Linked DNA regions of Homo sapiens: region 2 is linked to region 1. The links are chromatin loops, found by intact Hi-C in ENCODE. Cell type or tissue: dorsolateral prefrontal cortex. All regions are shown on one strand. Each heading gives the region's core, and the rest is flanking DNA. Links, peaks and the distances in the headings are about the cores only. Region 1 has its middle 59 kb from the start of LINC00593. Region 2 has its middle 14 kb from the start of TLE3.

Region 1 (15,856 bases), core at 3,274-11,273:
TTCTAAGCCTTGAAGCTCTCAAAGGGTGGGCAGGCCTGGAGAAGAAGCTGAGCAGCCTGTGGGGCTCTGGATTTATTTAAAAAATAAAGACGTGGTTATAGAAAATTTGGGTTTATTGAGAGTGTGAGAGAGGTGTCTTCTTCCTGTCCCATTGATCACGTCCCAATTGGTGCCTTTTCTGATCTTCCCAGAGGATGCAAGGGTCGCCCACCCACCAATCATTTGTGATCAACACTTGTCAGAGGGGGAAGGGTCTCTCGGTTGCAGATGGGCAGAAAGGGAGCTGTGGATGCAAACAGGGCTCAGAAGGTTCAAGACACCAGCTTGGGCCTCTAGAGGATTAGGATTTAAACCTCAGTCCTGTGAGCTTGGGCAACTGGTGTCTCTGTTCCCCCATCTGTGAAATGGGATGAAATAACTGCACTTACTCCAAAGAGCTGTTGGGAGATTACAGTGCTTGGAAAAGGCTAAGTGCAGTGCCTGGCACCTGGCAAATAGGAACTCAGTGCATGTGGAGCACTTCTTCCCGACAGATCTTCTGGATTGACTGGTTACATTGGTCTCTTTGCCTGAATATGACAATCACATATTTGTTCCTTCACTCACTCATCCATCCATCCACTCAGTCATCCCTCCTTTCCTGAGAGGCCCACTCTATGCCTACCCTCAGCTGGGCACTGGTTCCAGAGAACTCACTCTCATGTGGACCCATCCTCCCAGAGCTCCCAGCATGAGGGAGATACAGACATGTGTGCCAGCTTCAGGGTCTCCCTCCTTGACCTAGAAAATCCAGCATGGCAGAAGAGAGACCGTAAAAGGTAAAGAGAATCCTGCAAAGATTGCCTTGGGAGCTCACGTGGCTTGAAACAAAATGAGATATAGAATCTTGGGCAAAACATTGAGAGCTCAGTGCGAGCATGAGTTGGCACAATATTCCAGTGGGCAGTGATCCAGGTCATCTTTTCTCAGATAAGGTCATGGAAACCCATGGAACAAGGGGGACTTGCTCAAGGTCCCACAATTAATAAACCACCAAGACTCAATCCCAGGTCTCCTGCCCCCTCCCCACCTTCGAGTTTTTCCCTTCTGCTATATTCTCCAACTCCAACTTTGTCTAAAGATGCTACATTTTGGTAATGTTTTACTTAAGACTTTGAAAAAGATTGTCCTTTCCATTTAAATAGTAGTTCATCGCTCACTTTCAGTTTATTGAAGCTTATCTTAAGTGGGCACAGTGTCTCAGTTCCTATCGGTGGATCATATGTCATCACACCCAGTTGGTACTCAAGATAAACAGCTGTTGTTTTCTTAAGCCCTAATTAAATCCTAAATCAAGCAATTAATTTATCCCCTAATGCTTATGATTCGAGTATATGGATTCAGATCATCCTTTTCTTCTCCTTCCCTCCCTTCCTTCCACATCTATGTAATGAGCAGCTACCTTGTGCTGGCCACTGTGCTGCCACATTTAGGGACCCAGGAATGACCACAGTTCTCACCTGGAACAGCCATATTCATCGGGTAGAGAAGAAGGTCAGGTCAGAAGCATTTCCCCTTTACAATGAGTGCACATGTTGGGAATGCACAGACCTGCACAAAATCCCAGCACTCCCCTTGCCAGCCAAGTGTCCTCAGCCACGCTGCAGCTTCTCTGAGCCTCAGCCCCCTCTCCTTCAGGGAGTGGGCTATGCTATCTCCCTCTCAAGGCTGCCATGGGGCATGAAGTGGGAAAATATCTAGAGGCTCTCAGCTTTCTAAGAAACTAGTGGTGATGTCATCTGATGTGATGTTTCAAGGGGTCAGTGTGGGAGAAGCCACTCTGCATTGGAGAAGCTGCAAGGGTTTCATGAGGACTGGGTATTGAAGCTGTATCTAGAACTACAGTGGGATTCAGACAATGTGGGGCTCAAGGTGGGAGGGTGCCCCAGGCAGAGGGACCAGCAGGAGAAAAGGAAGGAGGAAGGATGGGTGCAGAGCATGTGAGAGAACAGTAGGGTGTCAATTTTACTGGAGCGTGGGATTCTGGAGAGTGAAGACTGCAAAGAGGCTGGGTCCTAGAGCAGGTCACCAAGTTTGAGTCAGAACAAACAAACAAACAAACAAAAAAGAATGTTGGATATGGATGGTAAAACCCATTCTGATGAGGTGTCAGGTGGAACTGAGGAACAAGATGTTAGAAACTAAAGACCATTCTTGTTACACACTTGCCAAGAACTCGGCTGAATTGTGTCCATGCCCAAGGACTTTATAGAAGGTAATATTTAAGAGTGATGAGCTAGGATATCTGGTGAAAGAAATTTCTAAGAAAAATATTGAAGAAGCTATGTGCCTACTTTCACCTGCATATAGTAAGATACAAGAAGAAATAAATAGCAAGATGATATTTGTAATTTAAAAGAAGTGGAATGGAAATAGTTTGAAATTTTTAGCCTGGCCATGTAAAAAATAAAAAAGCATTTTAGAGAGAGCAAATCAAGGGTATGGCCAAGTGACCTTTGCTAAGGAGATTAATATGAATAGAAGGGATCCTCAAGACAATGGGAGAATGACCCTCAAAGCATTTGAGAGATCTTCAAGGCTGGCCTTCTCATCACAGGCCCAGAGCTCTAGGAGGGCAGAATGGTTTCAGGGAACTGCCCAGGGCACCCTCCAAGGTTTTGCTGCCACCTCGGGACTCTGACGTTCTGGTGCAGCACCCCTTCAGCTATCCCAGTCACAGATTAAGTGAACCCAGATGTGGCCCAACTCACTCCTCTGCAAGGTAGAAGCCATAAACCTTTGTGGCATCCACATGGTGCTGACTCTGCAGGCTTGCATAATGCAAAAGCTGTGGGGGCATGGCTACCTCCACCTAGATTTCAAAGGATATCTCAGACAGCCTGGGGGTCTAGGCAGAGACGTGTCACAGGGGTAACACTGCAGAGGAGATTCTTTCACCACAGAGAGTCCCCTACTAGGGCAATACCTAGTATAGCTGGGGGAGTGGAGCTACTCCTGAGACCTCAGAACTGGAAAGCTACCAGTGTGCAAAGCCAGCCTGGGAAAGCTGCAGGCACAAAACGCTAACCTGAGAGCTGAAGCATGGGCTAAGCCTAGTAAAACCACGAGAGCAAGGCTACCTAAAAAAACCTTGGGGCCCCAACCCCCTATCAGTGTGCCCAGGATCCAGGACATGAAATAAAAGATTATTCTCTAGCTTTAAGACTTACTGTTTTTCCTATTGGGTTTTGGATGTAGTGGGGACTAGCTACCCCTTTCTTCTGGACTACTTATCCTTTTAGAAATGGGAATGTCTATCCTATCCCTGTACCACCATTGTATTTTGGAAGCACATAACTTGTTCATTTCACAGCTGAAGAGAAATTTGCTTCAGGATGAACTGTGTCTTAAGCCTCACCTACCTCTGATTCAGATGAGACTGTCTCTAGATTTTGGACTTTTGAGTTGGGACTGGAACAAGTTAAGACACTAGGGGCTGTTGGAATCGAATGAATAGATGTAATTTGTATGTGAGTGAGTTTTGGGAAGGCAGGAGTGGAATGCTAAGGTTTGAGTGTCCCCTCCAAAATTCATGTCGAAATTTAACTGCCACTGTGACAGTATTAATGGGGGAGACTCTTAAGAGGCAATTATGCTATAAAGTCTCCGCCCTTGGGAATGTATTAATGTCATTATATCAGGAGTAGGTTAACTATCATGAAAGGAGATTGTTAGAAATGTGAGTTCAACCCTCTCTGTTTCTCACTCTTGGCCTTGCTTCCCCTTCCTCTGTTTACCATGGAATAACACAGCATGAAGGTCCTCACCAGATGCTGGAGCCTTGCTCTTAGACTTCCCAGCCTCCAGAATTATGAGACAAATAAATTTCTTTTCTTTATAATTTACCAGTGGCATTCTGTTATAGCAACACAAAATGAACTAAGACAAACATTGGGATCAACGTGATGAGCTTGATGTAGCCTATTTTGGCAAGGATCTGTGTTGCAGACTGGCATGCACACTGTCACAACTTTGACTGAGGAGAGGCAGAAGGTCAAGATAGTCTAAAAGTAAGATGCATTCTCCTGTGGAACTCCTAATGGTAGGGCAAGGATTCCCAGAACCCACTGAGCAATATGAGTACCTAGAAAAGGAAGAAAATATCTGTGGTTTCTGTCCACCCAGCATCTCCTGCCTCTCCTTCTGGCAGTAACACCCCACTTCCTTTGGGAAAACAGCTCCTCCCCTAGTTGATATATTACCCCTGGGGTAGCCATAAGTGTGCCAGCCTAAACACATCAAACTCTGACTCCTGCAGTTAAGCTTTCTCCAGATAACACACCACAATTAGGACTACATCTTCCTGTTGTTAAATCTCCTCTAATATTTTCTTTGGTGAAAAAAAAAGTGATTCTCTTTGTATTGTAACTAAAAAAAGTCTTTCTGTACACATTGAACCTCTAACTGCCTCAACACATACACAAACATTTTGTTCAAAGTGACTTACCCTCTAGAGTAAGACACGCAGCAAATTAGGGGGTGTCATATAATCTGATCCATGAATCACCCCGCCCTCTAGCTTCTGTCATTACTTTTTGTGTTGAGGTGGTTGGACAAGGCATGGGTACCTGGTTTAAGCCAGACCAGTCAAAACCCTTATTCTGAATTTGCATGAGTCAGGAACCCTTCATGTGGTTGTACCTTCAACATGTGGCCTTGGTTGCTGGGGCTTGGAATTGTCCATAGCCATGTAGACTAGAGAGGCAGAGGGTCCAATTTGAGCAGCAAGGGGAAAACGAAGATTTTACCAGGGATGAGAGATGAAGGGAGAGACCAAATGGCTTCCTGTTCTGATCTGTTCTTGAAATCAGGAAGCTTGAGTTCCTTTAGATTCTGTTAGACATCCCTATGTCCTAAAAATAAATCTCCTCTTTCTCCATTTAAGCTAAATCCAGTTGGTTTCTGCCTCTTCAAAATGAAGACTTCTCTATAAAACATTCAGGTTTTTGCTAAACTATAAAATGCTTCCTCCATCCTTCTCTTCCTTGTCCTCCTTTCCCCATTTCAATCAAATGTGTGATCTCTGACACATGTATATTACGCAGAATATCAAATATAGGTCAATGGATGTCACCATGGTAAAACAAGCAAAAGAAAAGCTCACACTTCTCAATGCTTGTTAGTAAAAGGATACAACAATGCATTCTTCCCCCCTGCTGGTGGGGGGGTCATGAAGGTCAGCCCATGCTTTGGCGTGTGAACTTCTTGTTCCCACCAAATCAGTCAGCTGAAGTGGGAATGTTTTATTTAAGCAGACATGTGTCAGCCTCAGTTTGAAACAAAGACATTCTGCCAGCATCTACCGTCACAAAAGCAGGCTGTGTGAGACATCTTTGCTAAGGCAATGATTTTTCTCTATTGCCAGGCACCATTTTGGAAAGTTGCTATGGGAGGTTGGCCCGCACTTTAATGACGTCTGAGACACATTGAAGGCTAATGTTTTTGAAAAACAAAGCACTGGGAAGGTTTCAGTTGGGGCGGGGAGGTGGTGAAAATCAAATGACCCATTGAAGCTGAATTACCAGCCTCACAGAGCTTTTAGAAATACCATTCTGCCTCGGCCTGGGGCCACCACTCTCTCTCTTGCTCTTCCAATTAATTGTTGTGTTTTAACACTATCTCCAAAGATAATTGCCTGTCAGTGTATCAGTATGTAACACCTCGGGGTGAACAATGTTCTTGCACTCGTCTGTCAGCCCTAATAAACACAGGGCGGGGAGAACCCACCTACTTTCATGTGATCACCCAGAATCCAGATTCTCCTCAGCAAAGATGCTGCCTCCCTCCTCACCCACCCCTGGTTCTCACAGTGTGTGCGGTACAGGGTGTGCTGGGAGCCAAACACATATGCTCCATGATAGAAGAGTTGCCTTATCACCACCCCGAGTCTAAGGATGACTTCTTTTCCGTAGGCCTGTGTCTGTTAATTTATTGTTGAGGACGGCAGAATAGATATCAAAGAAGGGATTTCTTTTTTTGCCAAACTGTCCCATCACCTACTAAAAGAAAAGATATGCACCATTAGCTTTTGTAATTACAGAGGTGGTAAAAGTAAAATATTTTCCAAATAAATCATGGTTGGAGGGGTTCTTTTGTATTTTTAAAGCGAAATGGAAGAGTAATGGAATGCGAGGATTGAAGCTATTTAGTTAAAGCCTGCTGCATTAAATATTTCAATAGGGGAAAGAAAAAAATTCCCCATTTCAAATTAAATTGAACCCATTCGGTGAAAGTATGAGCATCATATGGAGTAAGTGTCAATTAAAGTGATAAGTAGTGGGTCTGGCACCGAGTTCTGGATTGTTCTGATGTCTGCTTCCCCGGTGTGGCCATTCGGTGCTTTGGGGGAAATTGAAACTGATCCACCACGTGCGACCTGGGATTCTTCTGAGAAACGGATTCTAGTTCAATATCTCTGAGTTAATTGGCATTTTATTCTCATTTAAATCTCTGTCACAACCTTTTATTTTATTTTATTTTTGTATTTCAGAAGAAACTACAATTCCAATATCTTCCCTGCAGCTTTCAGGAAGCTCAGAACAAATTAGGTGGTGTCATATAATCTCACCCATGGATCTTACAGCCCTCTGGCTTCTGTCAGGATTTGGGGGGATGAGGTTGCTTGCCAATTGCTTGCTCTCTCAGTAGTAAAATGGAGAGGAAGTGAAATCATTAATAGCTTTGGACACTTTCTGCAATGCCCAGTTTGCTTCTTGTCTTCTGCGTAAGTGTTTGTCACAGCAAGGGGGACCTCTCTGTAAGGAAAGGAAGGGAATCACCTGAGATGGGAGAGGGAGAGTATGGAATAGATTATTATAAGGTTACACATAATTATAAATTATGAAAGCGGCTACAAATCTGTAGCCTGGGAAATAGGAATGCTCCTAGGGTGTGTCCCATACTCATCCCAAAGTGACACTTGGAATGCCCATTAGTAACACCCCAGTGTTGGGAGGGAAGGCCATTAGGGTGTGGGTTTCATCTTCTCAGGGACCCCATCTCGGGGAAATCTCTGGGTTCTTGGCCTTGATTTCCCTGGTTTCATCTCCAGACAATGTGAGTTTGTGGTCACTTTCCCAGAAGGGTCCAGTTTTGCCAGATACCTTCAATGAGCAATACAGTTAGGGCCTTGTTCACCCTGCCCACTCGTCCTCACCAAGGACTGCCTATATCATATGGGCTTTCAGACCCTCCAACAACCAAAGAATGTTTCCCTGGGAGCCACTGAGTTAAGACTGCTATCTCTGTCATCCTTGGCAACTCACATTTTCCCAAACACAAATACAAGCCCACACAGTCATTTACCCACTCTTAGCTCCACCTCTCATCCCCCACAATGTTCTGGTCCCTTTGAGGCACACTGAATTTTCCCAGGATTCCTCAGTTTGTTGGTACACAAAACGTCTCAGCACTTAACAGTATTAAGCAGATTGTTCTGGCTCTCTCCATTCACCTGCTAATGTGGGACTCCCTGCACAGGTGTCTGCTCTCAGTGAGTATATTTCTAGGAACCCACAGGAAGGTCTCATATGAATCCCAGAGAAGTCTGTCTTGTTACCACTTAAGGTAATTGGCCATGGTCACCAGGCATTGGCTGTCTCCCACCAAGTTTCCAAGTTTCCACTTTCCCACCAGGCATTGTATCCACAGCCTGGCATCAGAGTCTCCCATGCTCTCACTCACTGTTCCACAGAAAACCACCATGATGCCCAGAGTCCCCATGGAACCCAAGCAGGGGAGAAATACATGCTTCCTCCACTCTGTAGAACGTTTGTCATCTGGGCTCCCAAACAGGACTGCTTGAGCCCCTGTGAGAACAGCTGCATCAGCTCCCCGCCGGCAGCCTCCACTTCACAGCTTTCAGATATGGTCCAGGGGCTGGGCCAGGGAGAAGGCTCCTGCTCTCTCCCTCCATGGCTCGTCATATCTGCTCCAGACATCTATGTACAGACCTCCTCCCCCATGCAGCAAGTTCTCCCTGGGGGTGTTGCCAGCACACAAGCTCTGCAGACACAGTGAGACACTGTTTTCCCTTTAGAGCCAGCTGGAATCCTGGCTCCAAATCCGTGCCACATTTTGCAATTCTCTTGGCCAGTGGATGACAGAGACTGGCAGAAGCCCTCCTATGATCTCATAGCCCTTCCAGGGTGTCCATCCACTGGGTTCTCACAGCATTGCCTGGAGAGAGCCATAATTTTATTGCCTGGAATTCACTCTTGAAGTCTTCTTTTTCTTTTCATGTCTTTGAGCTATTTGAAGGCAGAACCCAGAGCTCAAATTGTTCTGTGCTCTCCGCAGGATGTGGCCCACTCCCCGGAACAGAGGGGATGCACAGCAATGATCAAGGACCAAACCAAGCTCAATATGAGACACTTAGAGTCAGAATGAACTTAACTGGAAGCCCCAAGAGGCCCCTACAAAATCATATGTTTTTTTATTTTGATTCAGAGGTCTGGAAGAAGTGCCCAGAGATGAGTATATTTAATAAGCTCCAAGGTTCTGATAAACAACATCATTTGGAACCTCTGGCTTAGAACTCAGCACTGCTTATAGCTCATGGAGTTGTTCACTGGGTGTGGGACATGGGGTTGTAGTTGGGTGTGCATGGACTCTTCCTGGCTGTGCCCCTGGAAATCCCTGGACGTCTCCTCCATGGTTGCTGTTTCAACATCCCATGCATAGTACACACCAAGCACCATATCCCATGTGTGGCTCTCTAGCTTCCCTGAATTCCAGTGTGAAATCTTCTTGGTTAGGGCAGTGCATCTCCTTCCTTCCTGGCCTTGAGAGATGACAACTTTGCCTTCTCAGGGACTATCATCCTGGAATCTCAAGCTCGTGGTTGAGCATGGCTTTGGTGTCAGGTCTATGCTGTGTGACTGGAAACTCAGATACAGAGACTGAGAGAAAGAGGGACTACTACCCCACCACACTGAATTACGGCTCTTCTCCCAAAAATATAATTCACCACCCCACTTTGCCATCTTGCCTATGTTACCCTGGGCACTGGTACATGCCTTCAGTCCAACTAAGAGACTTAAAAGTTAACAAATTGCTCTGAGCTTCTATCTCCTACTCCACCTTCCAACCACTGACAGTCTTAGGCTTTTCAAATTTTATAATTAACCATCCACTGATAGATGATGGGAGATCCTTGGGAAATCTGTGACACAGTCACAAATGAAAATTATTATGCGTGTATATTGGGTTTTTGGGAAGAAAGGCTCATGGCAATCTAGTCTCATGGCTTTAAATACCAACTCGATGCTGCTGACTCCCACGTTTATATTTCCAGCTCAGACCTCTTTCCTGGACTTCAGTCTTATATATCCAAACACCCACTCAACATCTTAACTTAGATGTCTAACAGGCATCTAAAACTCAACATATCCAAAATTCCCAATCTCCTCCTACCCAAAACTGTCTCCACCCACAGCTTTCCTCAGCTGAGCTGATAGCACCTCCATCCTTCCTCTTGCTCAGCCAAAAACCTTGGAGATGCCCTTGATTCCTCCCTTTCTCTCACACCCTACATCTAATAGATCAGCAAACCTGGTGCTTCCACCTTCAAATAGATCCAGACTCTGACCATTCTCCCCACTTCCCCTGATACCACCTTGGTGTAAGCCACCATCATTTATCCTGTACCTTACAGCAAAGATTCCCAAATGGGTCTCCCTCTTTCCACTCTTACCTCCTACCATCTACCGTTAACATAGAGCCAGAAGACCCTTTTAAAACACAAGTGCAATCAATCAGGTTTCTCCTCTGCTCAAAGCCCTACAGTGGACTTCTACTCCATGCAGAGTCAAACCTCAAATCCTTGCAATGGCCAACAAGGCCCCGTGTGACCTGCACTTTCCATCAACTCCATCTGCATGCCCTTTTCTAAAACCCTGACTCTAGGTCCTTCCTGCCCTTGAACATTCCTGCACAGCTTCACATCTCTGCTGAACTGTTGCCTCTGCCTAGAAAGTTACTCTGCCAACTTCTTCTTCTTGGCCAACTTCCTCATCTCCATCACGTCTTTGTTAACATTTTGCTTTGTCCATGAGGCCACCCTGAGCACCCTATTAACCACTGCAGCCCACACCTTGGACAACTCCATTCTCAGCCCACTTTTCAGTTTCTCATAGCACTTACCACTTCTTAATAGATTGTATAAGTTACTTATGTATTACAGTTATTGTCTCTCTCGCCTTCCTAGAATGTGCACCTAAATCTTTATTTTGTTCACTGATGGTCTGGCATACAGAGAATGCATGAGTAGGCACTCAGTGAATGTTTGTTAAATGTTGAATGGAGGGTTTGTGAGCATGTGTTGGTTGGCAAAGGAAGGTACGTTGCCAAAGATGGTGGAAATAATGCCATAAAACCAGGAAATCTTGGAGTAAAATGCACCAGTTGTTGGAAGGTAAAAACAGGGTTCTTTGAGAAAACCGAGATGAGTGAGATCCACTAGAGTGAGCCCAACAGCTTAATGCTAAATAAAGACATTATATATCACAATAACAAAAACTCCTCTCAACGTGTAACTTCTTTCACATACAGTTATTTCACCCTCCAATGATTCTACAAGATAGATTTAATATTCCCATTTCACAGTTAAGGAATCAGAGGCCCAGAGAGATGAACACATTTGCCCAATGCTATGTAACTAGGAAATTACTGGGTTGACCAGGTTTGGCCAACTCCAAGTACTAGCTCCCTCCCCTCCCCTCTCTTTACTATGCAATCCAGAGGAGGAGGGAGAGAATGAAGAACAGTGGTTGGGCAGGCAGATCTGGGGTTATCACTTTTCAGAAATATCCAGTCTGGAAGGATTCCCTCAGAACTGAAGTCATCCCATGAGATGCCAACTCACATTCCTCTTTGCAGCCTGGTTCCCCACTCAAGCATGAAGACCTCATTCCTGAGACCCATGCAGGACAGAGTCTTCTAGCAACCTTACCATGGACCAGCCTCCTCCTCCTCCACTCCCCACCCTAAAATGATGTCCATTCCTCACACACTGAACTGTCCTGATCAATTTTCCTTTTTGTTTTTCTTCTAAGAGGATATAAAGTTAAGAGCTATCTGGAGAGCAATGCTGGCATTTTAATCAGAAGAATAGGATTGGAGGCCAAAGGGTTCTGTGTTGACAAGATAAAGACAACATGAAGGGCTGAAGGCAGCCAGCAGAAAGGAGTTATGACTGTCCAGCTTAATGACAGCCAGACATGGAAGGGGTTGTTCGCTCCAAGTTTTAAAAATTCTATAGTGTGCAATTGGGACCTTGCTGGAGTTGTTTTGTCTATTTCTAGGGATGCTGGCGCATCCCCTTCCTTGGCAGGGCTGAGAGCGCCTCCATAACTCACTTGCAAATGTCTACAGTGCCGTCCCACTTCTGGAGTTGATGTTCATTAGAAGACACAACTGGAAATTCTTAAGCTGTTGCAAAATGGGTTGTTTGGAACTGAATTCTGGTCTCTATGTTCACATAGTGGATTGTTGTAGCTCTCTTGGCTGGAGTAGATTTAGATGTTGTCATTGTGCCTGACATGCTGAAAAGACCCAGCTAGAGATAGGTGACACGTTCTTAGATCAGGACAGCTGAAGCAGGTCTTAAGCAATGTCTAGTCCATTTCCACTTGAGAAGCCAAGGCCCTCAGTTGGGAGTCATCGTGCTGTGATGGCAAACCCTCATGGGCGCATTCACAAAGCAGAGACTCATTGCCTTGGCCATGGTACTGGCCTATTTTGCAATTGGCAAAGGCCATTGCAGACACTGACATTCAGCTTTGATTCTGCTTGACGCTTTTTAATTTTGTGCACTAAGCAATTTCAGTCATTCATTCAACAAATGTATTGAGCACCTACCGCTTCTACATTTACCGGGCACTTTCTCAACAATAATAATAACTGACACAGAGCACTCATGGTGCAACAGGCACTGCTATAAGAGCTCACCCATAAAAGCTAATTAACCCTCACCACAACCCAAGAGTAGATGAGCTACTGATAACATGGAAGAAAAGAAGCTTCAAAATCAATAAATACCAGATGCTCAGTCCCCTTGTTTCCCAAAGGTTGCCTCACCGACATCCATAAAACATTAACTGTGAGATTCCCATTTATAAATGGAACCTGATCCTCCAGGAGATATCCCCAGCCTCTTCCACTTTGCAAGCTACTTGATCCGCTTCCTCCCTATCTGTGGGGATCAAACGTTCTTCCAAGGGGAAGAAACATTCTCTTGTTTGAGATTGTCAAATGTCATAAGGATTTGACAAGTAGGGAAATCCATTTTTTTAAAATTTGCTTTTTTAAATACAAAGGCATCCTCAAAGGGACCTGTCTAGGCAGACACTCTGGTCCCAGTAAATTGTAAAAAACTCTCCTAGTCACCTTTTGTTCTCTCAGTACCACAAGCCTGGTGGCTGCTCAGCAGATGTCAGTGCTGATTCATGTATGTGCATGCCTGAATGAATGAATGAGTAAATGAACCAATGAATTTTTAAATTTTAAAGAAATTTAAATTTTAGAGAAATTTTGAGAAATTCTTGTTCATAAGAATCCCCTTGTATACTCTAAAATGTCACCTCTTCAACATATCTAAAATTCTACTATCAAATCGTTATCATCTCAGGCTACACGGCCTAATATGGTAGCCACCAGCCACCAGCCATGCTAAGCTATTTATGTTTAAATCTAAATTAACTCATATAGATTTTAAAATTCAGTTCCTCACTTGCCCCAGCTACAATTCCGGTGCTCAATAGCCACAAGTGGTTAGTGATTACCATATTGGACAGCACAGATATAGAATACTTCCTTCACCACAGAAAGTTCTACTGGACAGCCCCACTCTAGGGAACCATTTCTTTTTTTTTTTTTTTTTTTTTTGAGATGGAATCTTGCTCTGTCACCAGGCTGGAGGGCAGTGGCACAATCTTGGCTCACTGCGATCTCTGCCTCCCTGGTTCAAGCGATCCCCCTGCCTCAGTCTCCCTAGTAGCTGGGACTACAAGTGCAGACCACCACACCCTGCTAATTTTTTGTAATTTAGTAGAGACGGAGGGGAACAATTTCTTAATCTTTTTTGGTTCACAGACCAATGGTGAATCTGATAAAAGATATGGACTGTCTCCCCAGAGAAAAAAGTTTGAGCACATTGACTGTACCCACACTCAGACCTTCCATGGACCTGGATTAAGAACATCTGCTTTAGGTTTAGATCTTTCTTGGAATTAAAATAATCCCTTGGAGAAACAACACATCACACATCAAGTGGTTATCAGTTATCTATACCTGAGTGTGTGTGAATTTATTAAATGTTCTTTGGAGCTCTATCCAACTGGTTTGGAACAAGAGGAAGAGGTGAGGACCTTGGTAGCTGAAGGAAGAGTCTGGGGTACAGACAAGGCATGTTAGCACTAAAGACGCCCATGTACTGTGCAAGGATTCAGGGGACCAATTTTTTCTGCACCTCACAGGTCATCACAGGCAAGATCCTGATGGCAGTCTAGCATGATGCGCTCACACAGTAGGTGCTTAATGCATAAAATTGTTTAATTTATTTTCTTTTCTTTTTTCTTTTTTCCTTTTTTTTTTTTTTTTTTGAGACAGGGTCTCACTCTGTTGCCCAGGCTGGAGTGCAGTGGCGCGATCTCAGCTCACTGCAACTTCCGTCTCCCCAGTTCAAACAATTCTGCCTCATCCTCCCAAGTAGCTGGGATTATAGGCATGTGCCACCACACCCAGCTAATTTTTGTATTTTTAGTAGATGGGGTTTTGCCATGTTGGCCAGGGTTATCTCGAATTCCTGACCTCAAGTGATCCACCTGCCTCAGCCTCTCAAAGTTCTGGGATTATAGGCGTGTACCCACACGCCCAGCCCAAAACTGCTGAATTTCTGTGACAGGTGTTGTGCTTGGCATCCTGGGGTTACAAAAATGAATTACACATAGGTTCTGTCCTTGCAGAACTTAGAATCTTCCCTGGGAGAGACAATGATACAAGCAACAATAGCAGCAAATAATGATGGCTAATATTTCCTGAGCATATGTTCTATATTATTTATTGGTTATGCATTTTTTCATATTTATCATTCCAACAGCCCTATGGGTAGGCACTATTCTTACTCCCATTTTACAGATGACAACTGAAACTTCAAGAGGGGAGGAGTTTCTTCAGTGATGGAGCTGAGCTCGGGTCAGGTCGCCTTGATGCCAAGGTCAGTGTTTGCTTCATGGAGTCAGGTCTTGGTAGGTATGTGAGAGGAACACAGGTCAGGACACACATGGCACAAGCCAAGCAGCTCATATCCCTGGACCACTGGGCAGCTCTTGGTGAGCTGGTGAGTGGGCAGGAATGAGCACTCAGAAGCTGTCCAGTGGGCCTCCCCAAATGCCGATTGACAGTGTGCATGTGCCCTCTGCCCAGGGAGGAAGGCCTTGCTTAGGAGGCGGCCAGGTGACTGTGCACTGGCAGCCCACCTGGGACACCCAGCATGGCCCACACTGCCGTGGCTGCCAGCTGCATTAGGGAGACTGTGGGCCAGGCCTTTCCCAGAGGGATGTGCCTCTGGGTCCATACATCCTTCTGGGTCCGTACAAAATGGGCTCTAAGGAGACCATGCAAAGGGAAGCTTCTCTTTTCCTCCATGGTCCCATCTACACACAGACCTCTGCACAAACTGGCTCACCCGTGCTTAGTCAGGATGGAAAGAATGATCAATTTAAGGGCACAGACCTAGTCTTCCTATAATTCTCCAAGTTCAAGGTCCTCTTGTTAGGGATAAGCATCACAAGCACTATCTCTGTGAAGCTGCACAGCCTTGTGTAGTGTGGGACTTACACTCCACGTCCAGGAGAGGACAGCCAGGCCCAGAGGCTTAATTGACCTGCCTGTGATCAGAAAGGGGCTTGGGACCAAAACATCCACCAGCCTGCCCTGTGCCCTGAGGCTTCCATGGCCAGGGAGTCCACCTGGTGTTTTCTAGGACACCCAGGGGGTCTTAAAGGCCAAGGGGCGCAGACACAGAGGGGGGCGCAGACACAGAGGGGAGCAGCACCCAAGGTAGGCATCCTGGAGAGGTGCCTCTGCAGCTTCTACCTGGGGCTCCTCCAACTCCTGCACTCTCTCTTTTCCTCTCTCTCTGTCTTACACACACGTAGATATACACACTACCACCACCTCTGACTACCGTGTCACTCCGGGGCTTCCTGCCCCTTTCCTAGGGCTGCTGTGGAGCAGAGAGGAGGACCCTGAGTCATGGCCCTGGGCAGTGTGCACCCCCATACCTACTCTCCATCTTTCCTAGCTTTCAGATCACCCATCCTTACACACACTGGGTGGGGCTTCCTCCCTTTCTATCCAAAGCCTCATCTGTGCCCTGGTCCTCCCCATGTGGGGAACACAAACCAATCAGGAGGAAATTTATCTCACAGGGGTGATAAGGACTGATGAGAGGGCACGAAAGAGGAGGGGGAGGCTGCCTGGCCAGAGGGGCCAATGTGCCCACCTACTACTTCCCCTCAGGCAGCCCCTCAGGCTTCAGCCAGCAGGGGTGAGGAAGTGGGGCTCCCTCCCACAATGCCCACCTTCCACCAGGAAAGGAGGCCTTGGCATCGCGCAGCCATGCCTGTTTTCTGGTGGGTGGTAGCTGGTCTGAAATGAGTCTGTGACTTCCAGCAAGCCACGTGAACTCTCTGAGCCCATTTCTCACCTGGTAGGGGAGGCATGCCGGTTAAAGGAGGCACTCCATTAGAAGGTCCTTCGGAAATCATGCTGTAAATAGAAAGTGCGTTCTTTCTCAAAGAAGAATATCAAAATG
Region 2 (15,856 bases), core at 3,275-11,274, 220 kb after region 1:
GCCAGACTGTCCCCAGTTCCAGGTTGTATTCCAGGCTGTATCTAGGCCCTCAGAGTTAAATAGAGCCTGTGCAGGGAAATGGTATTGGGTAGAAGGGTGGGGGTGGGGAGGGACTGGGACAATTAGGGAAGCTGCCTATAGAGGGTGGCCCTTGCTGTGGCTCAGAGGGGAGGAAGGAAGAGAGCTCCAGATAGGAGCAAAGGTACCCAGCCAGGGCACTACAGAGAACACTCACTGGGGAATGGTTTGGTTTGCTCCATGGCCCAACTAGCAGAGGAAGCCACTGCCTCTCTCCAGAAAGCTTTGGAAGCCAGACTACCAGGCGATGATTTACAATGAGGCCCTCATGCCCACCTGAGACTTTGTGGGGGGGCAGGTGTGCAGGGTAGGCATGGAATGTGTTTGTTCACCTGTCTTTAGCAGAAGCATAAGCCTGGAAACATTCTCCCCTACACCCGCTCCAAAGTTGAGCTGAATTGCATCCCACTGTTCCCAAGGTGCACTTTGCTGACCTCTATTGACTAATGGCACAGGGTTTCCATGCCTCATGCCCGAACCGGGTAAATATTTATCGAAGTGATTGGGCATTCTAATTAAGAGATTTGTGCTGTTTCTTTCGTTCCTTTTTAAGGATTCAAAGCTGAGGCTTAGGAGATTAAGAAATATTTTGCTGGTATTAATGCATTCAACTTCACAAGGGTGGAGGCCCACGCTGTAAGAATTATCCACGCCAGTGGAGGGGAGTTCTGGGGTCAGTATGGATCATTTAGGTAGAATTCGTGCCCGGCATACCTGGTCTTTGATGGAGGTTCTGAGTTGGGATGGGGAATGGGGAGGGAACGAGAGATGAGAGGGTATTTGCCTGACAGATTTGATTTTCACTCTCAGATCTGTTATCAGCTTTGTATCTTTTTAATAAATGAATTTATAAACGTGAGTTTGTCACATACATCCAGCAATAGTGAGAGCCTGATTTTGTATCAAGCGTGTTCTCTTACACCAGTGGCTCTTAACTCAGGGTGATTTTGCTTCCAAGGGGAATTTGGGCAATATCTGGAGATATTTTTGGTTTTCACAACTCAGGGTAGCAGTGCCTTTGGGTACAGAACAGAGATGCCTCTAAACATCCTGCAATGCACAGAACACCCTCCTCAACTAAGAATTATCCAGCCCCAAATGCCAATAGTCCTGAAGTTGAGAGATCCTGACATATACTATCTCATGTAATCTTAATAAATAGTGTCATTGTCAGCTGGAAACCATCATTCTCAGCAAACTATCACAAGGACAAAAAACCAAACATCACGTGTTCTCACTCATAGGTGGGAATTGAACAATGAGAACACATGGACACAGGAAGGGGAACATCACACCCTGGGGCCTGTTGTGGGGTGGGGGGAGGGGGGAGGGATAGCATTAGGAGAAATACCTAATGTTAAATGACGAGTTAATAGGTGCAGCACACCAACATGGCACATGTATACATATGTAACAAACCTGCATGTTATGCACATGGACCCTAAAACTTAAAGTATAATAATAATAAAAAAAAGATAGTGCCATTCTCTATGTCCCTATTTTGCAGATGAGTAAACTGAGATACAGGAAGGAAAGTGTCACATGTTCAGGAAGGGAAGAAGCTGATTGGTGAGCCCAGGCCCCTCTGTCTCCAAAGCCTATCCTCTGTCCTCTACTCTCAGTGCCCTCTCTACTAGAAAGTAATTCAAATACCCCCAGCTCTAGGTTCCTGCCTTGTGCAGTATTTGAGCCATTTTAAAGATTGCTCTACAAGTTAGCAATTATCTAGTCATTCAGATAAAGTCTCTTTATGAAGAGCTAATGCTAGAGAAGTCCTGGGATCCTCTGGCAGCTCCTCCAAGTGGGGACTACAGCCCAGGGCCATTAGGTGCCTGCGTAACATTGGAAAATAGTCACAAAAGTTGCTGTTGGCACATCCCTGAAAGATGTCAGGGTGGAAGGCTAAATGCAGTTAGGTTGTATGGAGTTTGGCAGGGAGGAGTGGACTGGTGATGGGGTATTTTTTGCCTTTTTGGGGAGTGCCCTTCCTGAAGTTGAGGTTCTGCAAGAGGGAGATGGGGCAACCAGAGAGGGGTGGGTTGGAACAAGGTTGGGGGGCAAACACAAGAGACTGATGGGGACTCTGAAGGTCCAGGCTGCAGGTGGACCTGGGAGTTCTGGAAGTAGAGAGAAATGGGGGCAAGAAAAGGGGCAAAGGGGCTTCACTTGTAAGAAAGGCACATAGATGACTATAGATTTTGATGTTGGAGTGGAACTGAAAAAAAAAAAGACTCAATTTTGAGGGCCTGGAGGTCCAACTTATTATTTGACCACTAACCTACCACAAAAAATCTATAGTATGAAGCAAGGTACAAACAAAACCAACGCCATCTTACTTTTGTCTTGTGTTTTCTGCTTAAAGCATTGTCGTGTCTGTGGGTTTCTAGTTAAGACGCAACATGTAGAGCAGGGAAAATTATCTCCATGGCAGATGAAGAAGCTGAGGGCCAAGGAAGGTTAGGTAGTTTGTCCACCACCACACAAGTTGACGATGGCGAATTCTGACCAGACTTAGGCCTTCTGGCATTGGCATTGATTCTTTCTGTAAACCAGTCAAGCTTTCAAATTGTGCCCTAAGGAGGTCCTGGGATCCTCAGAAGTTGATGGGAGTGCTGAGAAGATGAGGAAGTAAAGAGAGTGGTCACAGGGATCGCTTCCTCCACCTCAATCAGAACAGCCTTAATTTTTATCTGTTTTATAGTTTAGGTGTCCTGGTGATGCCTCATTCCGAGGATCTTGTGTTTCCTCGTGCTTTGGGAGTCTTTTAGCTCTAATTTCACATCTCATTTGCTCCTGTGAAATGGCCTACTAGAAAAGGGAGACTCTTAGAGGCCCCATTCATACCCCCAGAGCTCGTTGGTAGGGAAAGTAGACTCAAATTCAGGCCTTGCTGTGTGGAAGGGCTGAACAGCTCAGAAGGGAAAGGCTACAGATTATTCTGGGGGCAGCCTCCCACCCTTTTACAGAGAAGGAAAGGAAGACCCAGAGAGATGGAATAACCTAGCCAAGTCATACCGCTCATGCGTGGTGGGCCTGGGATTCCGTGTAAGCCCTGTTGAGCTGCAGAGGTTGTGCCCATCACCATTGCATTACCCTACCCAATACTATCCTGCCTCACTAACCCGCCTTTCCTTCATGCCAGGTAGGTCCCAGTGAAATAATGCTCTGCTCTCTACTAAGTAGGGGCCTGGCACTTCCTAATACATCACCTAATTTATTACCTTGGCCTCCTGGCACTTGTCTTCCATTTGAACCTCCTCACTGGATATGTTCTACACTGCAGAGACTGACAGCTGAAAATTATGCTTCTAGACTCACTCACTGGAAGGGTTCTGAAGTAAACATGACTCTCCCATTAGATCCACCCAAGCAAGATGGGAGAGCAGCAGTAAGACAGAGACCATCTCTGGCTACCTGTTCTTTCTGGCTGGTGATGTGTTTGCGGAGATGGTGAGTTTTTCTGCACCTATGTTCCAGTATCCAGCCACTACCTTCAAAAACGTCAAGCGTTAAGTTGTGTGGGTGGAGGGTGCAACTCTCTCAGCTCTGAATTTTGATGACAGACCTTCCTGAAGTCAGAAGTTCTCGAGGCCACCATCTATTTCCCTATCTTTCTGACTATACTGGAAGAGGCAGCCCTCTGACCCTATAAAACCCCTAGAAGAAAACATAGGGGAAATCTTTGCGACATTGGAGTTGGCAATGATGTGTTGGCAGTAATGCCAAAATCACAGGCAACAAAAGCAAAAATAGACAAATGGGACTAGAACTTAAAAACTTCTTTGCATGAAAGGAATAGATTAAAAGAGGGGAAAAGGGGGCCGGGTGTGGTGGTTCACACCTGTATTCCCAGCACTTTGGGAGGCTGAGGTGGTAGGATTGCTTGAGCCCAGGAGTTCAAGACCAGCCTGGGCAACATGGAGAAACCCCATCTCTACAAAAATACACATACATACACACAGGCACACACACAAAGTAGCCGGGCATGGTCGTGCACACCTGTAGTTCCAGCTACTCAGGAGGCTAAGGTGAGAGAATCATCTGATCCCAGGAGGTTGAGGCTGCAGTGAGCCATGATCTCGCTGTTGAACTTCACCCTAGGCAACTGGAGTGAGACCCTATCTCAAAAAAAAAAAAAAAAAAAAAAAAAAAAAAAAGAGGGAAAAAGCAACCTACAGAATGGAATGGGAGAAATATTTGCAAATCACATATCTATAAGGAGTTAATATCTAGAATATATAAAGAACTCCTACAACTGAATAATAAAAAACCAAATAACTCAGTCAAAAAATGGGCAAAGGAAAGACATTTTTCCAAAGAAGATATACAAATGGCCAACAAACATATGAAAAGGTGCTCAACATTACTAATTATTAGGGGAATGCAAATCAAAACCACAATGCAATATCACCTCACCCCCATTGGGATGGCTGCTATTTAAAAAAAGAATTGTTGATAAGGGTGTGGAGAGATTCGACCCTTGGTGCATTGTTGGTGGGAATATAAAATGGTACAGCCTATATGGAAAACAGTATGCAGGTTCCTCAAAAAATTACAAATAGAATTACATATGACCCAGCAATCCCACTTCCGAGTATATATACAAAGGAATTGAAAATAGAATCTTAAAGAGATATTTGCATACCCATGTTCATGGTAGCATTGTTCACAATAGCCAAGAGGTGGAAGCATCCTAAATGTCCACTGACAGATAAGTGAATAAAGAAAATGTGATGTGATGTGGATGTGTGTGTGTGTGTGTGTGTATAGACACACAATGACATATTTTTCAGCTCTAAAAAGGAAGAAAATTCTGTCACATGCTACAACATGTATGAACCTTGAGAACATGATACTAAGTGAAATAAGAAAGCCACAAAAAGACAAATACTGTATAATTTCACTTATTTGAGGAATCTAAAGTAATCAAACTCATAGAAACAGAAATTAGAATGATGGTTGTCAGGGGCGGGTGGGAGAGAGGTATGGGGCGTTATTGTTCAATTAGCAGAGAGTTTAGGTTTTGCAAGATGAAAAGTCCAAAAATCTGTTGCACAACAACAGGAATATAGTTACTATTGAGTTCTATACTTAAAAATGATTAAGATGATAAATTTTATATTATGTGTTTTTTACTAGGATTTAAAAAAATAAATAAAAGGAGGCAGCGACTCTGGCAGGTGAGTTCTGTGGAATTCTAGTTCCTGCAGGCCAAGCCCCCAGGCCTCTCCTCTAGCTTAAGATACTAATTGCTTCTATTAAATGTCTGTTTCAATAGCTGGGGTGATTCTTGTTCCCAGCACCTGGCCTCTGACTGATACACTCCTGCTTCTTCCAGCAGACCTCCCTACTGTGCCAATCTCTGCCTGACTGAGGCTTTTTGGGGTCATTTATGTTTCCTTGATGTTTATCTGTTTTATTAGAGTAGTGATATTGAATGTAATGATGACACAAGGCCATTAAGCATATACATGAACAGGTGACTCCACGCAACCTAGGCACAGCCTGCTACTCAGAGCTTAAGTGCTACTTGCAGATATACAAGTTGGAATCCTGACACCCTAGCTTTTTTGCTTTAGGACCTTAGGCAAGACACTTGTTTTTGCTAAGCCTCAGTTTCCTCATCTGTAAAATTGGGATAATGCTAGAGCCTTGCTCACAGGGTTGTTGTGAGAATTAAGCAAGATAACGCAGCTGGCAGCAAGCCTTCAATGACTGTGAGTGATTCTGAATGAATGAGGACACATCAACCGCTTGGTCTCAATGTGTTCAGACTCCTCAGCCTCTTTATCTAAATCCAAGCTTGGACGCTTTTCTACCTAGAGCCAGATTCTCTGCTCCCAGAATTTAAATATGTCTCACATTAATGGGAGACACAGAAAGATGGGAAGCTGGGGAGCCAGAGGCCTCAATGTTAGAAGTCAATGTTCATCAAAGGGTTCCTGGAGTCCTCGAAAAAGGAGAATGCAGAGGTGGGTGGGTTTTCAGTAGACCTGAATGTGTGTGTAGGGGGTGAGAGGTAGGGAGACACTCCTCCAAAGCCAGCAAGGGCCAAACATGCAGGCAGCCCCAGCCCACCTGCCTGCAGCCTCCCTCTCTATGGAGGCCAAACCCAGAGAGAATGGGAGCCAGAACCAGGCTGCCCTCCACAGTTGGCACACAGGGTTCCTCTTTTAGCCAATGATGAGAAGCTCCTCTCCAGCCTAATTAACTGCAGACTTGTAACTTCTAACTCAGACAAGAATGAGGCCAGACACAGACTGAACAAGAACAAAGCCCCCACGACTGTGTCTATAGGGCTGGGCTTCAGAATGGATCTTCAGAAGATCTCTGTAATACTATTGGTTGGGGTCCGCAGAATTGAGGTATAGAGAGGATCCACACGTGGGGTCATCAACCCATGGGGGACATGGACCCCTTCCCAGATGGTACTCTAACATACATGATTTTGGAAAGGGCTCCCAAAAGGGGCTGAGGGAGATCAGAAGAGCAGATAACTTGGCCCTGGATGGCTCATGGGTTGAGAGCCAGGCTAAGTGACCTGGCCTTTATTCAGGGGATACTAAAATGACTGACTTGTAGGTGTCAGCCTTGAGCTAAGCCATTTACACAATTGTCTCATCAAACTGTGTAACAACAGGGTCATGATTGCTGCACGCAGAACCCCCTCAGCACTGAAGCCCCATGCCCCAGCTGCAGAGAGTATTGGGAAAGGAAAACACTGAGCTGAGACCACTTCAGCAGAAGACAGCCAGCTGCCTCCCCAGGAAAGCCAGCCTCAAATGATGCTAGGATGTGAGGGTCCCGGGAGGCCTCGTGCCCCAGCCCTTTTGAGGCAGCTCTGAAGGGCCAACCGAGATCCAGAGCTCCCCGTGGGGTCGCGGGGACATTGTTGTGACTTCATCAAGCCCTATCTACTTTTCCCTATGCCCCATCCTGCCTCCAGGTGAGGCGCTGGCAATGAAACACTCCCCAGTGAGTCCCCTGCATGGGAATATTCTCCACTTTATGGTCGCCAGATTTAGCAAATAAAAATACAGGACACCCAGTTACATTTGAATTTCCTTTAAACAATGAATTTTTTTTTAGTATAACTATGTCCCAAATATTGCATGGGACATACTTATACTAAAAAAAAAAAATCACTCGTTGTTTATCTGAAATTCAAATTGTACTGGGTGTCCTATATTTTCATCGGCAACTCTGCTCCATCTCAGTCTGTGCTTTGGAGAACCTGACCTATAACAAACCCCACCAAATGGGCACTATCATTGCCCTCATTTTAGAAACAGAACACTGAGCCTCAAATTCTGGTCCTATGAGTGACCCTGGTTATTAAGGGAGGAGTGGAACAACAGCAGTGGATTTGGGAGCTGGATCAGCTGGATTGGGGTGGGGTGCAGAAACTCCTCAACTATTTTCACAGCCCCACCATGAACTGGGCCTACAGCTCTGGAGGAAAGGACTCCAGTACGGGTTTTCCAGCCAGCCTTCCCTGGGCAGGGCTGAACTACCCCCTGGAAGAACATTTTAATCAGCCGCCTTGTCTCTGCCTCTCTTGGCCTTTGCTTTCATTGTCAGAGTCTCTGTCAATAGCTGGAAATCCAGGCAGCAGCACAAGCAGACATTTCGCTCCTTCCCAAGCAGAAATCTCACAAAGGGCAGGGCTCCCCTCTTTACAAGGAAAACAAACAGGTCTTCAGGCTCCCAGGGGCTGGGGGTGGGCTGGGGCAGAGGGAGGCTTGGGGGGAGGGGGAGGGGGCAGCCAGCTGGCTCAGCCTGGCTCAGGCTCCCACCCTCACTAGCTTTCCACTTCCATCTGCCTTTCCCCCACGCAGATCCAGACTGCGGGGGGAACCTGGGCGGGCTCCCCTCTCCTCTGGAGAGTGCAGCTGGCTGAAGCCTCAGTATTGCTCAGCCAGCCCTAGCAATTCCACTCCATCCCTCCCTAGGAACCAGGGTGACCTCTAAGCAAATTGGGTTCTGCCATTCCCCTGCTCAGAATCATTCCATCGCTCCCTGCGGACATATACTGTGCACTTTCACACCTCAGACCTTTGCCCATGCTGCTCCCTCTACCTGGAATATCGTTTCTTCTCTATTTGAACCCATCCATTCTTCAAGATCCTTTTTTCTTCTGTGAAACCTTTGCTGTCTGTACCCCCTTAGTCAGAATGAGTCACCTCCCTCTCTAGGCTAGCATGGTATCTTTACTTGTGTCTGACGCCCCCATCCCAGGCTGTCCTGCTCCACGTTTAGCTGGGCACATGTGGTCTCTCCCCCAGGCTGTGAGCATTCATCTGACCTTCGTGCAGCATTTTCCAGTTTGTGAAGTGGTTTCACATCTCTGCTCCCTTACAGCTCTCTTGGATAGACACCATTGTCCCCATTTATTTATTTATTTATTTATTATTATTTTTTATTATTATACTTTAAGTTTTAGGGTACATGTGCACAATGTGCAGGTTAGTTACATATGTATACATGTGACATGCTGGTGCGCTGCACCCACTAACTCGTCATCTAGCATTAGGTATATCTCCCAATGCTCTCCCTCCCCCTCCCTCCCCACCCCACAACAGTCCCCAGAGTGTGATGTTCCCCTTCCTGTGTCCATGTGTTCTCATTGTTCAATTCCCACCTATGAGTGAGAATATGCGGTGTTTGGTTTTTTGTTCTTGCGATAGTTTACTGAGAATGATGATTTCCAATTTCATCCATGTCCCTACAAAGGACATGAACTCATCATTTTTTATGGCTGCATAGTATTCCATGGTGTATATGTGCCATTTTCTTAATCCAGTCTATCATTGTTGGACATTTGGGTTGGTTCCAAGTCTTTGCAACTGTGAATAGTGCCGCAATAAACATACGTGTGCATGTGTCTTTATAGCAGCATGATTTATAGTCCTTTGGGTATATACCCAGTAATGGGATGGCTGGGTCAAATGGTATTTCTAGTTCTAGATCCCTGAGGAATCGCCACACTGACTCCCACAATGGTTGAACTAGTTTACAGTCCCACCAACAGTGTAAAAGTGTTCCTATTTCTCCACATCCTCTCCAGCACCTGTTGTTTCCTGACTTTTTAATGATTGCCATTCTAACTGGTGTGAGATGATATCTCATTGTGGTTTTGATTTGCATTTATCTGATGGCCACCATTGTCCCCATTTTAAGGATGATGCAATAGAGACCCGAATGGTTTCCTGATGTACTCATCATCAGGTAGCTAATAACTGCAGAACAGGACTCGATTGCGTAGATCTTCGAGTCAAAGGCCAGTGCTGTTTCCAGGAGAGGCTGGCATTCTGACCTTACATGCAAACACCACCTAGCTCAATGGCTAGACACACATTATTTCAATCGTGCTGAGAGGAACCCCTTCCCCTGCTCTCCCCACCAACCCTCCTGAGGCCCCAGCTCCTGGCTGGGTATGAGGATGCTGGGGCACGAGTTCGACTTCCGGCCCTGTCTGCTTCCTCTTTAACTGGAATGCTGGGGCCGGGTGACTGGGAGGTCAGCTTCTGGGGAGTGCAATAGGAAGCTACCATCATTGTGCCATTGACAGTAAGGCCAAGAGGAACTGGGATTGGGGCCCATGCACTCCGGAGAAGGGGAGTTGTACCAGGTGCTTTCCGTCTCTGGGTGGCCCCAGCATCAGCAGCCTACCTGGCAAAGAAGCAGGTCTGGAATCTCCCATTTCCCATGGGCCATGCGCAGGGCTGCCCAAGTACAGGGCTTAGGTAAGGGCTTCCCCCCTAGACCTTTAAAGTGGACACCAGTCTCATCAGGGAATCATGACGGCTCTACTGTCCAACCAGATCCCCAGTCCCACCTCTTGTCACCCACTCTGCTGCTACCAGCAGGTCCCAGCCACAGTATTGCCTCTGCTGGCAGACTCTTGCAGCCCCTAACATGCCTCTGTGTTTTCACCCTTCCACCCCTCCGTGTAGTCTGCGCTCAACTGAGGAGTCAGGATGATCATGTCAGTCCTCTGCTCCAAACCCTGCCCTGTCTTCCCATTTCTAGCCAAGAAAAGCCCAAGTCCTTCAGTGGCCTGGTGGGCCACAAACAGATCATGGAGAGGACCTGTCCCCATTGTCCTCTGCCCCTCTGCCTCGCTCACTCCACTCACCCCCTCCTCTGTGCCAGATCCAGCCCCGCCTCTGGCCTTCACACTGGTTGATCCTTCTGCCTGCAAGGTTTTCTTGGCTAACTTTCTCTCCCTCTTCTTTCACATCTTGCTAAGAACCTCACCTTTTGAACATGGCCTACCATACTGGAGTCAGTCCCATTCCACCTCCACCACTGCTCACCCTACTCCCTGCTCTACTTTTTGTTTCTTTGTTAGCACTTTCACCTTTTAACAACCCGTGATTGCTCACTGTCTGTCTCCTGCAGTGGGGAATGCCATCTCCATGAGGCAGCCAGAGACTCTGTCTGTCTTGTTCACTGCTGCAGCCCTAAAACAGAGCCTTTGCCTGTGGTATGCACTCAATAAATATTTGTGGGTGGAACTGAATCTATGAATGTGGATCAGGGGTCCCGAACCCCCGGGCTGTGGACCAGTATCTGGCCATGGGCCTGTTAGGAACAGGGAGACCCAGCAGGAGATGAGCAAGCATTATTGCCTGAGCTCTGCCTTCCGTCAGATCAGCGGCAGCATTAGATTCTCGTAGAAGTGTGAATCCTATTGTGAACTGTGTATTCGAGGGCTCTAGGTTGTGTGCTCCTTATGAGAATCTAATGCCTGATGATTCGAGGTGGAACAGTTTCATTCCAAAACCATCGCCATCCCGTCCGTGGAAAAATTATCTCCCATGAAACTGGTCCCTGGTGCCAAAAGTCTTGGAGATCAGTGATGTAGATAACAGTCCCTAAATCAATGAGCTGTATAATAATTAAATCAATCCATCAAGAACATGAATGTTCTCATGATCAATGTGTTAAAATGAACATGACTGTTATTCTCAGTGAAAGGGCTTAAGGGTACTCCTACCTCTTCCTTCCTGTTGCTGGGGCCTGGGGCCCCATTCTGTGAGTGGGACCTCAGCTAACAGAGACCTGGCCTTCTCCCCTTCTAATCCCCTGCCTTCCCTGGAGAGTGGTAGGTGGGATGGGGAGGCTCATCTGACAGGGATTCCTAGAACAGCCTGTGTTTGTGTCATAGGAGGACATGATGGCCCCATGTGGGCAAGGGACGTGACCGAGGTCTGATGCCCAGCCTAGGTCCCTCTCACCATCCCTCTGGCAACTGCATATTTGGAATCCCAAGGCAAGAGTCAGTATCTAGCAAAGGATGCATTAAAAAAAAACTGTTCGTGAAATGTTTTAATATAGAAAGCCTTACATAGGCATTTTTCATTTTTATTTGGTTATGCTTATATTAAATCATTTTTGTTGCAAAGAATAAAATAATATGAAATTTAAAATGTCCTGGAAAATCCGAGGTATATGATTGTCTGTTTGCATTTTTCGTTTCAGCAGATATTTATTGAGGACCCATGATATGTAAGTCTTGGAGATGGAGAAGGACAAGACACATTCTCTGCTTCCGAGAGTTCTTTGGCTGGGGTCCGGAGAGGATGGGTGGTGTTGTGTAAGAGAGGATGTTGCTGCTGTAGCAGTTGTGCTCTTTGGTATTTATCCAAATGAGTTAAAAACTTATATCCACACAAAAACCTGCACAGGGACATTTACAGCAGCTTTGTAATTGCCCAAACTTGAAAACAACCAAGATGCCCTTCAATGGGTAAATGAATGAACCAACTGTGGTACATCCAGACAATGGAATGTTATTCAGGGATAAAAGAAAGATATGAGCTATTAAGTCATGAAATTACAGGGAGAGACTTTAAATGCATATTACTAAGTGAAAGAAGCCAGTGTGAAAAGGCTGTATGATTCCAGCTAGATGACATTCTGGGAAAGGCAAAACTATGGACACAGGAAAAGGATCAGAGGCTGTCAAGGGTTAAAGGGAAGGGAGGGATGAATAGGTGGACCACTGGAGAGTTTCAGGACAGAGCAACTACTTTGTGTGACACTTTATACATTTGTCAAAATCCAAAGAATGTACAATATCAAGAGTGAACCCTAATGTAAACTGTGGACTTCACCTAATCATGTATCACTATGGGTTCATCAATTATAGTAAATGTACTATGCTAATGCAAGATGTTAGTAACGGGGGAAACTGGGGGTGAAGTGAAAGGGTGTTGGGGAATTCTACTTTCTGCTTGATTTTTCTGTAAACCTAAAACTGATTTTTTTTAAAGTCCTTTAAAAAAAAGAGCGTCATGAAGTGTAATCACGGAGAAATGCATAGGTGTTATGGGAGCAATCTGGGGTAGGGGGTGGGGAGGGCTTGGGAGCATGGGGGTCACTAATGAAGTCAAGACCCTTGTATGTAAAGTTAGACAGACAAAGTTTCAAGTTCCACCTCTGCCACTTATCCACCATGTAGCCTTAGCCAAGTTACTTAACACCTCTTAAACCTCAGCTTACTCCTCTGTAAAATGGGGCTAATGACGCCTGCCACCAAATTATTATGTGATTTAAATAAAATGCAAATAAAGTACTTGGCACTGCCAGTGATGAGAGTCAGTGCTTGGCGAAAGAGAGCTCCTTTTCATGCCATGGTGGGTGAGGAGGCTGGCTCAGGTGGAGAGCAGGAGGAGAAAGCATGCCAGCCCGAGAAGTAATGTGGGCAGAGCCCTGGAGGTTCAAGGAAGAGCAGATGCAGGGGGTTTGGCTCAGCCAAGAAGGGCATGTGGAGGGTGGGGGCTGTGGCTGCAGAGGCAAAAGAGTTAGGTAGGGTGCTGTGGCCTGGCGTGCCATCCCAGGGAGTTGCTGTTTCCTCTTGAGGATTGATGGAAGGCAGGATGACTGGCACCAGGGAGAGCCCTGATTGGCTTGGCAGTTTAGAATGTTTCCTCCAGTAGGCACAGAAAAATGATGGGAGAGAGTATGGGGGAGGGGGGAAGCAGGACAGGAATGACAGCAGCAATCCAGGGACAATTTTTCTGGGTCAAAGTAGTGGGAAAAGTTGGACTGTGGGGTCTAGGAGCTTGGGATGTGGCTTGGGAAAGCAGCTTAGCTGAAGTCACCCGCTGGCTGGCTGTGTGACTGTAAGTAAGTCATTTAACCTCTTAGAGTCTCAATTAGTTCTTCTTTAAGAATGTCCATCTTCTAGGAAGATCCTGAAGTTGAAATAAGATAGTAAGAATCAAAGAAGTTCTGGGGGCGGGAGAGACATGAACTGTATACTGAAGTCTCCAACTATGGGAGGTGGAAGACGAAAATGGCACAGGCTGAAACTGTAGCATTCAGAGCAAGGACCATGGGGCTGACAGTGCTCAGTTTGAATACTGGCCCCGCTGCTCACTAGCATGAAATCTTGGTCTCGCCACTTAATTTATTTGAGCCTCCTTTGTAGCATCTGCAAAATGAGGATAGTAATACCTACCACACAAGGTTCTGTGGTGGGGTCACATGAGACAATTGCCAAGGGCCCAGAACATAGTGAGGGTTTCAAAGATGAGAACAGTCATTACTATCATCATTATTATCATCATCCTTGGAGGAATATAATCAAGAATATTTTTCTTTTATTGCGATCTGTGTTATCAACATGATGTATGTATCGTGAGTGTCTTGATAGTAAAAAATTTAATTTATCAAAAGAATAAGAAGACAAGCCACAGACTGAGAGAAAATATTTGCAAAACACATATCTGATAAAGGACTGTTAATCAAAATATACAAAGAACTCTTAAAACTTAACAATTGGAAAACAAACGACCTGATTTCAAAATGGGCAAAAGATCTGAACAGAGACCTCACCAAAGAAGGTATATAGATGGCAAATAAGCACGTGAAATGATGCTCAACATCATATGTCATTAGAGGATTCCAAACTAAAACAGTGATGAGATACCACCCCACACCTATTAGAAGGGCCAAAATCCAAAACACTGATACCACCAAATCCTGGGGAGGATGCGGAGTATGTGTGCACTCTCATGCACTGATGGTGGGAATGCAAAATGGGACAGCCACTTTGGAAGACAGTTTTAAACAAAACCAAAAGTACTCTTATCATATGACCCAGCAGTCTCACTCCTTGGTATTTACCCAAAGGAGTTGAAAACGTATGTCCACACAAAAAAATCTGCACATGGATGTTTATAGCAGTGTTTTTTTCTTAATTGCCAAAACTTGGAAGCAACCAATATGTCCTTCAGTAGATGAATGAATAAACTGTGTTATATCCAGGGAATGGAACATCATTCAGTGATAAAAAGAAATGAGAAGCCAGGTGCAGTGGCTCACACCTATAATCCTAGCACTCTGGGAGGCCGAGGCAGGAAGATAACTTGAGGCCAGGAGTTCAAGACCAGCCTGGGAAACACAGTGAGACCCTGTCTCTACAAAAAAAGAAAAAAAAAAATTAAAAAAAAAAAAAAAGAAATGAGACATCAAGCCATGAGAAGGTGAGGAAGAATCTTAATGCATTCTGTTAAGTGAAAGAAGCCAATCTGAAAAGGCTACAGACTAGGATTCCAGTGATATGATATTTTGGAAAAGGCAAAACTATAGAGAGGGTAAAAAGATCAGTGGTTGCCAGAAATTAGGGGAGAAAGATGGGTGAATAAGTGGAGCACAGAGGATTTATTTAATTTCAGAGAAAGGTCTCGCTCTGTTGTCCAGGCTGGAGTGCAATGATGCAATCATAGCTTACTGCAGCCTCAAATTCCTGGGCTCAAGTGATCCTCCTGCCTCAGGCTCTGAAATAGCTGGGACAACAGGTGTGCACCACCACACCTAGTTAATTTTTAAAAACTTTTTATACAGATGAGGTCTTGCTATGCTGCCCAGGCTGAGCACAGAGGATTTTTAGGGCAGCGAAACTACTCTGATGCTGAGATGGTGGATGCATGTCATTACACATTTACCAAAACCCACAGCACGTACAACAACAGTGAGCCTTAATGTAAACCATGGACTTTGGGTGACAATGACACATCAATGTAGGCTCATCGATTGTAACAAATGAACTCTCTGGTGAGGGATGTTGTTAATGAGGAGGTTGTATAAATGTGGGGGCAAGGGGTGTATGTGAAATCTCTGTATTGTCCATTCAATTTTGCTGTGAACCTAAAACTGCTCTAAGAAATAAAGCCTATTAAAACAATTTTTTAAAATTAGCTCAGAGTTGACACACAGAAAGAAACATATCCAGGAGACCAAGCACAGATGAAGCTCATGGATTCAGAATCTTGGAGAGGGGAAGGTCTTAGAGATCCTGTTTTCTCAGTCTCCAATCTGTGACCCTCACTTTTATAGAAGATTCCCTCATGAAACCGCCCCAGTTGGAGGACTTTTTCAGTGGGGCCTGACTTTCTTGGAATCTCAGTGGGTCTGAAGTAAAGACTTTAAAGATTGCTGCCTAGCCCCTTTGCAGTTCTGATGAGAATTAGGGTGTAGGGGACAGTGCCCCAGTCTCCCAGCTGTGAGTGGTTCAGCTGGATTGAGCCTCTGAACTCCCAGGGCAGAGGTCTCTCCTGTGGCCTTCCCCCTTGTTGGAAACCCCTTCCCCATCCCCCAAGGAGGCCTGTGAGGGTTGGACCTGGGAGGACCAGGATGGCCAAGGTGTGCAGTGCCAGGCCCAGGTGGAAGTGTAGTGGGGGATAATAAAAGTCCCCTGAACTCCAGGCCCAGGCCCAACAATCGTCCTGCACTCTCCAACCCCCCACCCCACTTCCAGGCTGAT

What was found. Hi-C counts contacts between places; a loop is a spot of excess contacts. Peaks named below come from ENCODE experiments on the same cell type or tissue, not always from the same donor. Only the 100,000 strongest peaks of a DNase experiment are listed, where the experiment ranks them.
Region 2: a loop joins it to region 1, with 9 times the contacts of the local background. A loop is called at or near these places in 7 of 110 quality-filtered maps.

Annotation. Positions count from the first base shown.
Region 1 is chr15:69,885,956-69,901,811 of GRCh38, forward strand. No RefSeq gene overlaps it. Among named protein-coding and RNA genes, the nearest start is that of LINC00593, 59 kb to the left of the region's middle. In dorsolateral prefrontal cortex, for the core only: no CTCF peak of the experiment used is centred there; a DNase peak (open chromatin) is centred at 8,096; H3K27me3 peaks cover 413 bases.
Region 2 is chr15:70,103,919-70,119,774 of GRCh38, forward strand. No RefSeq gene overlaps it. Among named protein-coding and RNA genes, the nearest start is that of TLE3, 14 kb to the left of the region's middle. RefSeq lists enhancers at 6,394-6,905, 7,418-7,929, 7,930-8,439, 9,392-9,686. In dorsolateral prefrontal cortex, for the core only: no CTCF peak of the experiment used is centred there; a DNase peak (open chromatin) is centred at 7,583; H3K4me3 peaks cover 539 bases; H3K27ac peaks cover 751 bases.